2 separate regions of the Homo sapiens genome follow, and region 2 is linked to region 1. A link is a contact called in ENCODE Hi-C or POLR2A ChIA-PET data. All regions are on one chromosome and are shown on one strand. Each heading gives the region's core, a stretch centred on a gene start or an enhancer-like site at or near the end of the contact. The rest is flanking DNA. Distances are from core to core; before and after follow the strand shown.

Region 1 (7,003 bases), core at 1,192-3,691:
GAGAGCCATTGCCTGACCCCAGGGAGGCGGCCCTCCCGCTCTCCTTCTGTCCACATGAACATGCCCCATGGCTGGGGAACAGACCAGGAGCTGCCAGGTCTCTGGTACCCTCTGCTGCCACCATGACTCTTCGTAAAAACAATAATTGAAGCCTCACACTCAAAGAAGGCTTTAGGACATAGAAAATACCCTGTAGGGGGCCGGGCGCGGTGGCTCATACCTGTAATCCCAGCACTTTGGGAGGCTGAGGGGGCGGATCACTTGAGGTCAGGACTTTGAGATGAGACTTGCCAACATGGTGAAACCCTGTCTCTACTAAAAATACAAAAATTAGCCATGCGCGATGGCACACGCCTGTAATCACAGCTACTCAGGAGGCTGAGGTAGGAGAATCCCCTGAATCCGGGAGGCAGAGGTTGCAGTGAACTGAGATCGCATCACTGCACTCCGGTCTGGGTGACAAGAGCAAGACTGTCTCAAAGAGAGAGAGAGAGAAAGGGAGGAAGGGAGGGAGGAAGGAAGAAAGGAAGGAAGGAAGGAAGGGTCCTGTGGGGGGTCAGTGGGGGAGCAGATGTAATGATTTTCACCCCATTTTGCAGATGAGGAAACTGAGTCTTGGAGAAGTCGGGCTGCCTGAATGAATGAGCAAATGGCAACACGTTGGGGCAGTTAGAGCGCAGGGAGGAGGAGGAGGAAGAGGAGGCGCTGGGTGTGTGATGGGGATGTGGGGGTGCTGAAGTTGGGGGCAGGAGAACATCTCCCAGTTGATGTGTTCTCGTGGGAAGAGCACTGCACTGGGAGTCCTGCGGCCTGGTAGAGCCCTGGCTCCTGTACTGACACGTTGAGCAAGCCCTGCCTCTTCCCTGGGCCTCCACCTCCCCCTCTGTAAAATGGAGTTAATAGCCCTGCCCTGCCCCGTGGGGATGTTGCAGGGAGCAAACCAGTGCTACTGGATGGGAAAGGGCTTTGGAAACCGCAGGGAACTGCCAGCGCACCAGAGTCATCTGCCCACGTCTGCCTCCCGGCCTCGCAGTCCTGGGGGAGGCAGCCCAGCTGGATCTCGGGGTCTAGAGCGTGGACCTTTGCCCAACTTTGGAGTTCCAGAGCCTAACCTCTCTGGGCTCCACTGGGCTCAGCAGCCTCCCCTCCAGGCTGTGAGCTCAGGGGACCTGGAGAGGCAGCCCGAGATCCACCCAGAGCCTCCTCCACCTTCCCCAGTACCTGGGACGGGGGTGTGTGTGGCGGGGATGGCAGGCCGGGCTGCCAATGTGAGTATTAGCTGGCATGAAATAATTTGATGGTGGTGATAAAGGCTGGGCTGCCCGGGGCCCCAGAGCCCCACCCAGCTCCCCCCGCCCACAATTCCGCCCCCTGCCAATAACATCGAGGCTGAGCTGTCTGGGTTCCGGCTCACCATTCTCAGGTGATGAAATCCCGGCTCAATCAGGCTGGCTAGCGCTGCAGTTACCAAATCGCTATAATTGAGATTAATTTGGGGGCTGATTGGGTCAGCCCTTGCAGGCACCCATTAATTAGTAGGGGAGGCTCAAAGCCCCAACAGCTGGGCCCTGCACCCAGTGGAGCCTGAGGCCACTGTGGAGGGGGGCACTGAGAGATGCCCAGGTAGGTGTGTGTTCCAGAGGAGGGGGCAAGCTGGACAGAGCCTCACCCACCCCATGCCACTCCCGCCTCCTACCCAGTCCTAAGCTCGCTCCCACGCGCAGGAGGGGAGGGGACAGCAGAGCCTTTGACTCAGGCCCAGAGGCAGCTCTGGGTCTCTAAGGGTTAAAGGGCTCATTACAAGGGTGGGGAGAGGTGGAGAGGGTGCTCAGGGCTCCTTGGACTTCAAACAGCTCTTGCAAAACTTCTAGATGAGTTAAGTGCAAATGAATTTGAAACAGACAATGAAGTTCCCTTTAGAGACACCTGGGCAGAAAAATGAAGGGAAAAGCGCCTTAGGGAGAGCTCGTTTGTGGATTTTTTTTTCCTGAACCCAAAACACACAGGGAAAAACAAACCCACCCGTCTACTCGTCTACTCCGGGTGCCAGAGGCGGGCAGGCACGCCCTGACTCAGTGCTGGGCTGGCAGCAAGTTGGGCACACACGTGAGGCCCGGGCACACGCTGGGGAGTGGGGGGCAGCGGCACAGACGTGTGTGCAGAGCCGGAAGTTCCGGGCACACAAGTGTGGAAGTGGCACTGGTCCTGGAAAGGAGCGGAGCCCCTAGGCATGGGAGGATGAGGCGGCAGGGAGAGGGCATACGTGTGTGGGTAGCTGGAAGGAGGCCAGATGAGGGTGAGGGGGCAGGGCCCATTTGGGGTGAGGGGCAGAGCTCAGGCCCCGCCCCCCAGGGGCCCTGGCACCCTGGTCACGTGAGTGCTCCTGACCCCGGGGTGGGGCCCTCCCAATTGCCAGGTGGGTGAGGTGTCAGAGTGGGGGCCTCTGGGCCTGCCTGTCCCTCCCCACTCACCCGACTTGCTCCGGTTAATTGCCCGGTGCTTTGTTTTTTCCCTGTGAATCTCACAGAGGGACAAAAGCAAGTTCTGAGTCACCAGGAACCGCCTCCCGCTTCTGCCCACGCTGGAGCCTGGTCCCCACCCCACTCCGAGAACCCAAGGACCCCGAGGTGGTGGGGTCTGGCCCAGGTTGACTTGTGGGAGCCCTGGACCCTGCCGGGTCTGTGAGGTGTCCCCACCGCTGACCAGCACCCCTGGGGCCCAGGCATGTGGCTTCCCTGGGGGCCCTGATGGAGCAGCCTCCTCCCTGTGGCGCATTTGCAATTCATGGCTCCAGCCGAGATTGCATTAGGGCCTGGCTGTCACTCGTGATGAATGTCGCTTGTTTTCCAGAAAAAAACAGGCCCTGGATCCAGAGTGACAGGGCTTCAGGAGGCACCGGCCCTCCCTTCCGTGCCTGAGGACCGGGGCATGGCGGGTGTCCCCAGTGGTCTGTCAGCAGCCTCAGAACCTGACTCCTTCGGGGGCTCTTGAGGATCCCAAATAGGAGCTCTCCCCCAATTCCAGCTCCCCAGGCCTGTCTTCCCATCCCTCAGGTTCTCCCAACAGCCCTGTGGGAGGAATGCTGCTAGAGCAGCTCCACTGGACAGATGAGCAAATTGAGGCCTGCAGGAAAAGGGAAGGTAGGCGCAAGTGCGTGGGCTGGAGGGGAACTGGAGAGGGGTCCAGGGATCTAAAAGCTCAGAGAGGTTCCTGAGGGGGAAGTCTGGGAGACAATCTTAGGGGAAGTGGATTGCAGGGGTGGGAGGTGAAGAGACTCCTTGCAGGCTCTGGCTCTCCCTACTACATCCTGTCTGTGGGGCTGGGCGGCTACCCCGGGACCCAGGACTGCCGTCTGCCCACACCTTGCCCAAGCTCTGCACTCTCTCTTCCTGGCAACTCTTTCTGTCCAGAAGACGGGGGTCCCACAGGTCTCAGGCTCTGGGCTGTGCCTTCTGGCAGCCAGTAGCTTCCATGAAGGCAAAGGAAATGCATTCCTTCCCATCCCAACTCTAATCAGGCCCACAACCGGGCTGGGGGGACGGGGATCTGGGGTGCGGGAATTACCTGGAGGTCTCAGCTGGGCTCCCTCCCACCTGTCCCTCCCCCTTCTCAAAGAGCTCGCGTTCCCCAGGACTTTGGGAACACAGAAGCCCAGATAGGCCTCCACTGTGGCTCAAGGGCTCACAGTGGCTCCCACTTTCCCAAATTTTACTCTGTTTCATCTCTGTTCCTGCCCTCACCATCTGGGAACCACAGCCTTGAAGAGTGGCAGACAGAAGAAAAGAATTCTATCCATGAGTGTCTTGTCAGGCCCATTCCCGGGAAAAAGAACTATGTTCACCGTGCCCCTTCACCTCCGAGATTGAAACAATTTAGGCAGGAGATGAAATGGGTCATGTGAATCCTCTTATCACAGGTGAGGAAACTGAGGCCGGGGGTTCAGAGCAAGAGACAGAGGTTCTGTCCTCTGTTGAAAGTAGTGGCTTTTTGTTTTGTTTTGTTTTTTGTTTTTTTGTTGTTGTTTGTTTGTTTTTCTGAGACGGGATCTCACTCTGTCACCCAGGCTGGAGTGCAGTAGCGTGATCTCGGTTCACTGCAACCTCTGCCTCCCAGGTTCAAGCAATCTTCCCGCCTCAGCCTCCCAAATAGCTGGGATTACAAGCGTGAGCCACCACACCTGGCTAATTTTTGCATTTTTAATAGAGACAGGGTTTTGCTATGTTGGCCAGGCTGGTCTCAAACTCCTGGCCTCAAGTGATCCTCCCACCTCAGCCTCCCAAAGTGCTGGGATTACAGGCATGAGCCACCGCCCCCAGCCGAAAATAGTGTTTTGTTCACTGGTGTATCTCTGTGCCTAGAACAGGGTCTGGTATGGAGTAGGCATTTGCTGAATGAGCGAATGAATGAGTAGTGGCCTTAGCAGGACACAGGAAGCTCTGGGCTGCTGGGGAGGCTGAGCCATGAAGTCTGGCACTCGGGCCCTTCATGCCCCCTCAACTGCCTCCCCCTTGGTCTGGGGATAGGCAACCTGCTGCCTGCTGACACAGTCCCATGGGTGTCCCTGTTGCAAAGCCAGCTGATGGGATGGGGGCCTCGCTTTCCCCCAGTCAGAGTCCAGGTTCCAAGGTGCCCAAAGCTCCACAGCCCCAAACCCACCCAAAGGGACCAAGGCAGTGCAGGCCAGAAGGAAAAAAATACAAAACACCCTTCACTGGAGGTCTGGAGCCTGAGGCTGGGCCCAGATGGGCCACTGTAATCACAGCTCCTTGTGTGCCAGCACCGTGCTAGGCGGGCACTCATTGTGTCATTTCCTCCCCGTGACAGTGTGCTAAGCCGGGTGCTGTCTTCTGCTCATTATACACCTGACCACATCCCTGGAATGGCTGGGCCCCTACTGCTGTCCTTGCGCATGAAACAGCTGGGGAGCCAGCCCCTCTGGTGGCCCTCCCCTCCCCAGGTAGAGCCCCTGTCCTGTCCCGGCATTTTTGCCCAATGTGGAAAGCCTTGCCCAGAAGGCCAGGCGTCAGCTCCTGCCAGCTGCCTGCCCCATTTGTTCCAGGGCGGCCCCAGGGGCATCCTCACAGTCGTCCAACACTCAGGTTTTCCTTGGCAGCAGGGCTAGAGGAACAGCTCTGCATCCATGTCAGTGACCCCACTCCCTCTGCCGCAGCCCCAGTCCCCAGTGTCTGGAGGCCAAACGGTTTTCCAGAAGCCAACCCTGCTGAGTCCCTGACCCTTCCCTGTATGGGCAGATGTTGGTCCCATCTCCTACGATGTGAACAGCTGAACTGCACTCTGGAGCAGGCCAGAAGCCAAGGCTCAGAGGCAACATTGTCCCCACCTCCAACTGCACCTTCCAAGCGAGGCATGGAGCCAGGCAAAGAGAACACTGGCTCTAGAATGAGCTGGGTTCAAATCCCAACACTGTCCCCTCGTAGCTGTGTGACCTTGGACAAATGGCTTCCCCACTTTGAGCCTCAGCTTTCTCATCTGTAAAATGGGCATGGCCGTGTCTCACATCACACAGCGGCTATGGGGCTCCCGGGAGCTACATGCAGGCATTGGATTCTACACACTTGGTGTGTGGGCACCATCCCTCCAGGCCCTGGTCCCCATCCACCCCTGTCATCTGTGCCTGCTGCTGTGCCACTTCTACCACCGTCTATCAGAGCCAGCTGTGCCTGCCGCCATCGGGGCACCATGCCCAGCCCCATATACCCCGGGGGCCCTGCCACGCCCTGTCCTCCCTGCAGCCCACACCATCCAGCCTGCCTCAGGCTCCCAGATGAGAAGACTCCCGCAGCACCCCCAGGTCCCAAGGGCACCCTCTTTATCTTCACCCACGGGGGCCTTCTGCACCCCCAGGGACTCCTCACCAAGATCTGGGACCCAGGGGCCATGCCGGAAGCCCCTCTGCTCCCAGAGGGCAGCCCCCGCCCCTCCGCTACTCTGCCCGGCTGGTACCACATCCTGCCGCAGCCCTGCGTCTATTTCATCAGGCCAAGGATTGCTTTTTAAATAAATCTAAAAAACTCCACTTCCTCCTTGGCAAGTTCATTTTAAGTCATTTTATCTCTTTCCCCCCTATATTTTTCCCAAATAATGTGATTAAGTGACTCAGCGCCGGCTGCCTCTGGCAGGCCTGGTCTCTAATTCAGTTTGAGGACGGCCACCTTTGACCCCACTCCACTCTGGCTAAGAGAACACTTAAGCAATATTCTGCCGCTTCCTACAGAGGGAGGCCGGGTGGGGGGGCCCTCAAGGGGTGGGGGCGGCGGGGGGCGGGGGGAAGCGAAACAAACTTTCACATAAAATTATGGTATATGGATAATTGAGAAGTTTAAAAACATGAATCTAATTGTACAGTCCCCGGAGAAACCCATATCGAGCCACCCTATAAGAGGCCTGGAATCTCCCGATGATGATTTATTGCTAAATCCTAGTATTTTTCAATACATTATAGTTTTTAAATTGTGTTTAAATTGAGTGTAGAGGAGCAGAGGCCATTAGGAGATGCAGAAATGATGATTATATTTAAATATTCATGCACGCAGTACCTTATTATTGAATCTGAACACTAACAAAATCAATATTAAGTGCGGTTTGACATGAATTTATTTATGAATTTCGACTTTCTAAGTACTGTATTTTTTCACTCAAAAATTGTGAGTATAATGTAGTAATGATATCAAAACACGGTGTCAGGGAGCATTAGCTGGGGAGGTTATAAACCTCTGGATTAGGGGGCCCAAGATTGCCCTCAAAAGTGCTTAGTATACAAAACCCAATTCTTTTTTTTTTTTTTTTCCCTGTTTCCGAATCGTGCAGATCCACATACACTCCGGAGAGGGCGGGCGGGAGGATGGGGAGAGGAAGCAGGGCTGAGCTGTAGTAGCAGGCACGGCCACAGGCACTCAGCTCCGTGGAGGCTGGGGTGCAGGGGAACCAGGGTTCTCCACCAGCCCCTCCCCTGAGTTCTATGCCCCAGAAGCAGCCCCTCTGG
Region 2 (7,003 bases), core at 1,424-3,923, 110 kb after region 1:
AGCTCTGCCCACTTGGAGCTAGTGTCCAGGACTCCACAGCACTACCCGCACTAAATACCTCGGTCTCAGTCTTGTGACAGAAAGTGGCCAGTGTGGTGGACATAGTGCAGAGGTTTAGGGTCTGACCAACCTGGGACAGCAATTTATGGGCTAGGTGACATCCTTGAGCAACTGTATGACCTCAGGCCTGTCATATGGTCTCTGAGCCTCAGGTTTTTCTTCTGTAAAATGGGAGTGATAAAACCGACTTCTCTGCTGGGTATGGTGGCTCACGCCTGTAATCCCAGCACTTTGGGAGGCTGAGGCAGATGGATCGCTTGAGCTCAGGAGTTGGAGGCCAGCTTGGGTAACATGTCAAGACCCTGTCTCTACAAAAAATATAAAAAATTGGCTGAGTGTGGTGGTGTGCACCTGTGGTCCAAGCTACTCCGGAGGCTAAGGTGAGAGGATCGTTTGACCCCTGGAGTTAGAGGTTGCAGTGAGCCGAGGTCACTGCACTGCACTCTAGCCTGGGTGACAGAGTGAGACCCCATCTTAAATAAATAAATAAAGTATTTTGTGTAAACACTTGTAACTGTATTTCATTGAGTGTGATACATGTATATACAAAGAAACATAAATAGTTGCCAGTTAAACTATGACACATCATCATCAACTGGAACTGGAACTGAAATCACATACTGACTTCAGCAATGTGAAACATTGGCCGGTCGCGGTGGCTCACGCCTGTAATCCCAGCACTTTGGGAGGCCGAGGCGGGCGGATCACGAGGTCAGGAGATTGAGACCATCCTGGCTAACACGGTGAAACCCCGTCTCTATTAAAAACACAAAAAAATTAGCCGGGCGTGGTGGCGGGCGCCTGTGGTCCCAGCTACTCAGTAGGCTGAGGCAGGAGAATAGAGTGAACCCGGGAGGCGGAGCGTGCAGTGAGCCGAGATAGCGCCACTGCAGTCCAGCCTGGGCAAAAGAGCGAGACTCCATCTCAAAAAAAAGAAAAAAGAAAAAAAAAAGAAATGTGAAACAAAGGCCGGGCGTGGTGGCACTTTGGGAGGCCGAGGTGGGCGGATCACCTGAGGTCAGGAGTTTGAGACCAGCCTGGCCAACAGGGGTTAAAAATACAAAAATTAGCCGGGCATGGTGGTGCATGCCTGTAGACCCAACTACTCAGGAGGCTGAGGCAGGAGAATTGCTTGAACCGGGGAGGCGGAGGTTGCAGTGAGCTGAGATTGTGCCACTGCACTCCACCTTAGGCAACAGAGGGAGTCTGAAAAAAAGGAAGAGAAAAGAAAGAGAGAGAGAGAGAAAGAGAGAGAGGTAGGGAGGAAGGAAGGTGGGAAGGGAGGGAAGGGGGGGAAAGGGAGGGAAGGGAGGAAAGGAAGGGAAGGAAAGGAAAGAAAGGAAAGAAAAGATAGAAAAGAAAGGTGGCTCGTGCCTGTAATCCCAGCACTTTGGGGAGCTGAGGCAGGCGGATCACTTGAGGCCATGAGTTCGAGATCAGCCTGGCCAACATGGCCAAACCCTGTCTCTACTAAAAATACAAAAATTAGCCGGGCATGGTGTCTTTGCACGCCTATAATCCCAGCTATCCCTTGAACCTAGGAGTTGGAAGTGGCAGTGAGCTGCAGATTGCGCCACTGCACTCCAGCCTGGGGGACAAGAGCGAGACTCCGTCTCAAAAAAAAAAAAAAAAAAAGTGAAACAAAAAGTGTGCCTTAAAATAGATGAAGTACTGTATTATTATTATTATTAAAGGGCTGGAGCCAGAACAAGTTAGCATTTTGTGCCTCGAGATTCAAATCCCAGGTCTACCATTTATTCCTTGGGTGACATTTTTTTGGGGGGAGGGGCTGGAGGACAGGGTCTCACTCTGTCGCCTAGACTGGAGTGAAGTGGCGCGATCTCGGCTCACCGCAACCTCCGCCTACCGCGTTCAAGCAATTCTCCTGCTTCAGGCTCCCGAGTAGATGGGACTACAGGCGCGCGCCACTACCGCCCGGCTAATCCTTGCGTCACTTTAAGCAAGACACTTGATCTCTCTGTGCCTCAGTTTCCTCACCCGCAGAATGAATATCAATAGCTCCTGCTACACAAAACTGTTTGGGCTATTAAATATGTGAATACTCAGAAAGTACCTGGCACAAAGTAGCCTTATCATTGCTATTATTTAGAACAAAGTTATTGTTTCCAGGTTTGGAGGTGGGCTGGCGGAGGGAGGAGAAGACGCACTAGGTTGCCTTTCAGAAAAGGGGTCCAGGCCTTATCCTGCCTCCCAGGTGGACTCGGCCCGGGATCCCGAGCCCCGCCCCCTCCAGGCCCCGCCCCGCCCCGCCCTCGCTGGCCGAGACTCTGTGCTACTCTCGCGCGCTTTGAAAGTGCGCGAGCTCCGACCGAGACCTGGGCCGGCGGTTGGTCGGCCGAAACCATCTGCTACGTTACGTGGGGGGAGGTCAGCTCCTATACAGCCACACTTTTTTCAATCTTCAGCTTTTCAGGCCTAGGTCCTGGTTTTATTTTAGCTTTCAGAGCTTCTCTGTAGGCTTGAATTTCCAGGAGGCAGCCCGAGTCCCTGGGGAGAGGGTCATCGTGGCTCTCGTCGGTGCCTTCCACCTCTGGACAGGCAACCGGTGGGAGAGGACGCCGGTGGGCGGGGGGAGGAGGCGGCCCTAGCGCCATTTTGTGGGAGCGAAGCGGTGGCTGGGCTGCGCTTGGGTCCGTCGCTGCTTCGGTGTCCCTGTCGGGCTTCCCAGCAGCGGCCTAGCGGGTGAGTCGCGGAGCCTTCTCACTGAGGACGCCGTAGGTGCCTCGGCTTCTGCATTGGGGCGGCCCGAGGCAGACGCAGCGGCTTCGGACCCTGCCCCGGGAAGTCAGCCGTGAGACCGGGCCTAGTCCTGCCCGAGCGGGCTCGCGCGGGAGCGTCGTTAGGTCCTGGCACGGGGAGGCCGGTGGCGCCGAAACGGGGGGCCGGGCCCGCGGTGCCGCGTAGCCTGAGGCGGAGGTTGGCCCCGGACCCGGACAGTGCCGGAGCCTTCGGTACTTTGTACTTCGAGGGACGCTGCCAGCTTGGGCCTGGTGCTCCTGCGCCCCACCCCGGGCCGCGCCGAGAAACTCCTCCCTCGGCTGGCACGCGCGGGCTTCTGGGAGGCGACGGCCGGCACCGCCAGGACCTGTCGCCGCGGGCCTTGGGGCTCGGGCTCGCAGAGCCCCCGGAAGCCCCAAAATGAGGAACAGAGGGAAACTTTTCTCCTGTTCTTTACACCTGGTTCACTGCCCATATTCAGTCTTCAGGTTCAGCTGATGGATCGCTTGCTTAGGAAAATCGACTGGGACCTATCACGCCCATGCCTCAGCCAGTTAGGCTCCTCCTCTGCCTTCAGGATTACTTAACGACTAACCCGATTGTCATAAAATAGCTACTGTTTATTGTTCCCTTGCATACCCTAGCTTGTAACCAGCAAGCCACGTTGGACTCACAGTTACAGTTTCAGTACCTGACGCATCATAAGCCTTCAGGGAAAGTTTTTTGAATGAATGAACTGGCGAGGCATCACATTTTGATAGGAAATCACTACCCTTACCTTCACCTCGTCATTTTTCAGGGATAACCAATGCATATACGAATCCAGACAAGCATTTTTCTGGAAGTCAGAACTCTGACATGGTTTGGGTATTATCATTATAAGGAAACAGTTATTCTGACATGAATGTTGTTCATTCATATCTCTTTTCTCTTTAGGAAAAGTAAAAGATGTCTGAATATATTCGGGTAACCGAAGATGAGAACGATGAGCCCATTGAAATACCATCGGAAGACGATGGGACGGTGCTGCTCTCCACGGTTACAGCCCAGTTTCCAGGGGCGTGTGGGCTTCGCTACAGGAATCCAGTGTCTCAGTGTATGAGAGGTGTCCGGCTGGTAGAAGGAATTCTGCATGCCCCAGATGCTGGCTGGGGAAATCTGGTGTATGTTGTCAACTATCCAAAAGGTTTGTTACCATTTGGTTTTTGTAATCATGCTGAAGTGTGTTCAGGTGTGTGTCTCATCCATGGATCTTAGCCTCTTTTGGTGGCAGAATGTCTCCTGAAACTTAAGTATTTCCTTGAACTTCAGTGTTAGACAAGTTTGGAAGACCACGAGTCTAAATTTATGGAAACTGGGGATTGTAGATCATTTTAAAAGAGAAAACAATGTATTTAAAAAATATCTGAATAAACTTTGCCAAGTTGATGATAAATTTCAGGAATCACTAAGAATGTTTTGTACATAAATCATTGTTGTAAATAGATTCTTCTGAAGTGCTTCAGTGTTTGGATTTGATCATTGTCCTTTTGGTGTTACATCATTCATTCAGCAAATCTGAGTTCATTTTTTCCCTTAAATGAGCAAACAGTTGGAGTAGCCAAATCTTGAATTAGTGCAGTTCCAATTACAATTTCGAGGTTCTGGTCTTATCCTTCTCTCTGCCTCTTATCAATGATGTTCTAAATCTAAGAAAAGGAAGCATGAAGTTTAAGAAGTGTGCCAAGGAAATACCTAATTTCAGCATTTTGAAGTAGTGTGCTGTTAGTAGTCGATCTGTCTGTGTGTTCCTTTTATTATAACTTGGTATTGCAACAAAGTCCATCAAATTTGGTCAGTATGCAAGACACCCTTTTACATGTCTAGGAAAACTTTAGGGCTAGGCACGGTGACTCATGCCTGTAATCCCAGCACTTTGGGAGGCCGAGGCAGGTGGATCACCTGAGATCAGGAGTTTGAGATGAGCCTGGCCAACATGATGAAACCCCATCTCTATCAAAAACACAAAATCTCTGGATGTGGTGGTGGGTGCCTGTAATACTAGCTACTCAGGAGGCAGACGCAGGAGAATCGCTTGAACCGGGAGGCAGAGGTTGCAGTGAGCAGAGATTGTGCCATTGCACTCCAGCCTGGGCAACAAGAGCGAAACTCCGTCTCAAAACAAAAAAAAACGAAAACAAAAATTGGCGTGGTGGCGGGGGCCTGTAGTCCCAGCTAGTCTGGAGGCTGAGGCAGGAGAATCGCTTGAACCTGGGAGGCGGAGATTACTTTAAGCTGAGGTCGCGCCGCTACACTCCAACCTGTGACAGAGCAAGACTTCGTCTCAAAAAAAAAAAAAATTGATAATGTAAACTCGGGGTTTTTAGTATGCTGTTTCTTCAGCCAGTGGGTATAGATTAATATTTACTCAAATTTAAAATGTCAGGCTCGGTGCAATGGCTCACACCTGTAATCCCAGCACTTTGGGAGGCTGAGGCAAGCAGATCACCTGAGGTCCGAAGTTCAAGACCACCCTAGCCAACATGGTGAAACCCTGTCTCTACTAAAAATTCAAAAATTAGCCAGGCGTGGTGGTTCGCGCCTGTAGTCTCAGTTATTTGGGAGGCTGAGGCAGGAGAATTGCTTGAACCGGGAGGTGGAGATTGCAGTAAGCTGAGATCGTGCCACTGCTCTCTGGCCTGGCAGCAGAGCGAGACACCGTCTCAAAAAAAATTTTTTAAATGTCATTTAATTTATCTCCCCAGGCTGGACATGGTGGCTCACATCTGTAATCCCAGCTACTCGGGAGGCTGAGGCAGGAGAATCACTTGAACCCGGGAGGCAGAGGTTGCAGAGAGGGGAGATTGCGCCACTGCACTCCAGCCTAGGTGACAGAATGAGACTCCGTCTCAAAAAAAAAAAATTATCTCCCCTTCTCTTCTAAATAACCTAAGGTTGAGGTTATTTGGGGGGTTTTTTTGTTGTTGTTTGTTTGTTTGTTTTTTGAGACAGTCTCACTCTGTCGCCCAGGCTGGAGTGCAGTGGCACGATCTTGGCTCACTGCAACCTCCGCCTCCCAGGTTCAAGCAATTCTCTGCCTCAGCCTCATGAGTAGCTGGGATTACAGGTGCCTGCCACCACGCCTGGCTAATTTTTGTATTTTTATTTATTTATTTTTATTTGTTTATTTATTTTTTAGACGAAGTCTCGCCCTTGTCGCCCAGGCTGGAGTGCAGTGGCACGATCTTGGCTCACTGCAACCTCCGCCTCTTGGGTTCAAGCGATTCTCCTGCCTCAGCCTCCCAAGTAGCTGGGATTACAGGCACCTGCCACCACGCCCGGCTAATTTTTTCTTTATTTTTAGTATAGACGGCGTTTCACCATCTTGGCCAGGCTGGTCTTGAACTCCTGACCTTGTGATCCACCTGCCTCAGACTCCCAAAGTGCTGGGATTACAAGTGTGAGCCACCGCGCCCAGCCAGTTATGTTTTTTTAAGTAAGCCAAACTTTTGGTTTCTTTTTCTTTTTTGAAATTAGAGATGGAGGCTCTCGCTCTGTTGCCCAGGCATATTGCAGTGGCTATTCATAGGCACACTGCAGCCTCAAACTCCTGGACTCAAGTCGTCCTTCCTCCTCAGCCTCCTGAGTTGCTGGAACTTACAGGCATACACACCACTGTACCTGGTTTTCTGTTTTATTACAAAAGTTGTGTATTTGTTGTTGAATGTTTAGGAAAGATAAAAGTTAAATCTTCATCAGGATATACAAGTTGCTGATATTTAAAGTCAAAGTGAAGTAGAATTATTTTTGTTTTGATAAACCTTTTGAGAGGGAGAGATTGTAATCCGGAAATGCTACAAAAAACAAACTTGGAAATCACTGAATTTGCACCAGAAAAGCACCTCAGACACTAAACTTAAGCCTTTATTCTGTCCTCTAGAGCAAACATCACTTCTTGCCAAGTTTTCAGTGTCTTATTCTTCTTAGAGTCTTCTTTTTGCTTCTCATTTCTAGATGTAGGAGGTAGTGTTTTTAAAGAAGTGCTAAGTGAAGATTTCTAAAAGGTTTCTGCTCGTTTTATTTAGATAACAAAAGAAAAATGGATGAGACAGATGCTTCATCAGCAGTGAAAGTGAAAAGAGCAGTCCAGAAAACATCCGATTTAATAGTGTTGGGTCTCCCATGGAAAACAACCGAACAGGACCTGAAAGAGTATTTTAGTACC

What was found. Hi-C counts contacts between places; a loop is a spot of excess contacts on that map. ChIA-PET counts read pairs that join two places held with the same protein, here RNA polymerase II (POLR2A). Pooled maps may share reads with other maps.
Region 2: a map of mammary epithelial cell shows a loop between it and region 1 (17-fold over the local background). The contact joins the promoter of TARDBP here to the enhancer-like site in region 1. A Hi-C loop is called at or near these places in 1 of 168 maps with a recorded cell type or tissue (mammary epithelial cell) and 3 of 50 pooled maps. POLR2A ChIA-PET finds 5 or more read pairs at or near these places in 3 of 52 experiments (A673, MCF 10A and activated CD4-positive, alpha-beta T cell).

Annotation. Positions count from the first base shown.
Region 1 is chr1:10,899,095-10,906,097 of GRCh38, forward strand. No RefSeq gene overlaps it. Among named protein-coding and RNA genes, the nearest start is that of CIROZ, 79 kb to the right of the region's middle. RefSeq lists an enhancer at 5,978-6,993. Within about 2 kb of position 2,442, at least 10 of the 41 ENCODE cell types and tissues checked have a DNase peak (open chromatin) inside an H3K27ac peak, as active enhancers do; they include A673 and mammary epithelial cell, where a contact is called at or near this core.
Region 2 is chr1:11,009,981-11,016,983 of GRCh38, forward strand. TARDBP (TAR DNA binding protein) reads left to right here and starts at 2,674. Exons shown (of 6, transcript NM_007375.4): 1 at 2,674-2,763; 2 at 3,736-3,985; 3 at 6,864-7,003. The coding sequence starts at 3,748. RefSeq lists silencers at 2,107-2,336, 3,746-3,992 and enhancers at 2,377-2,706, 2,417-3,384.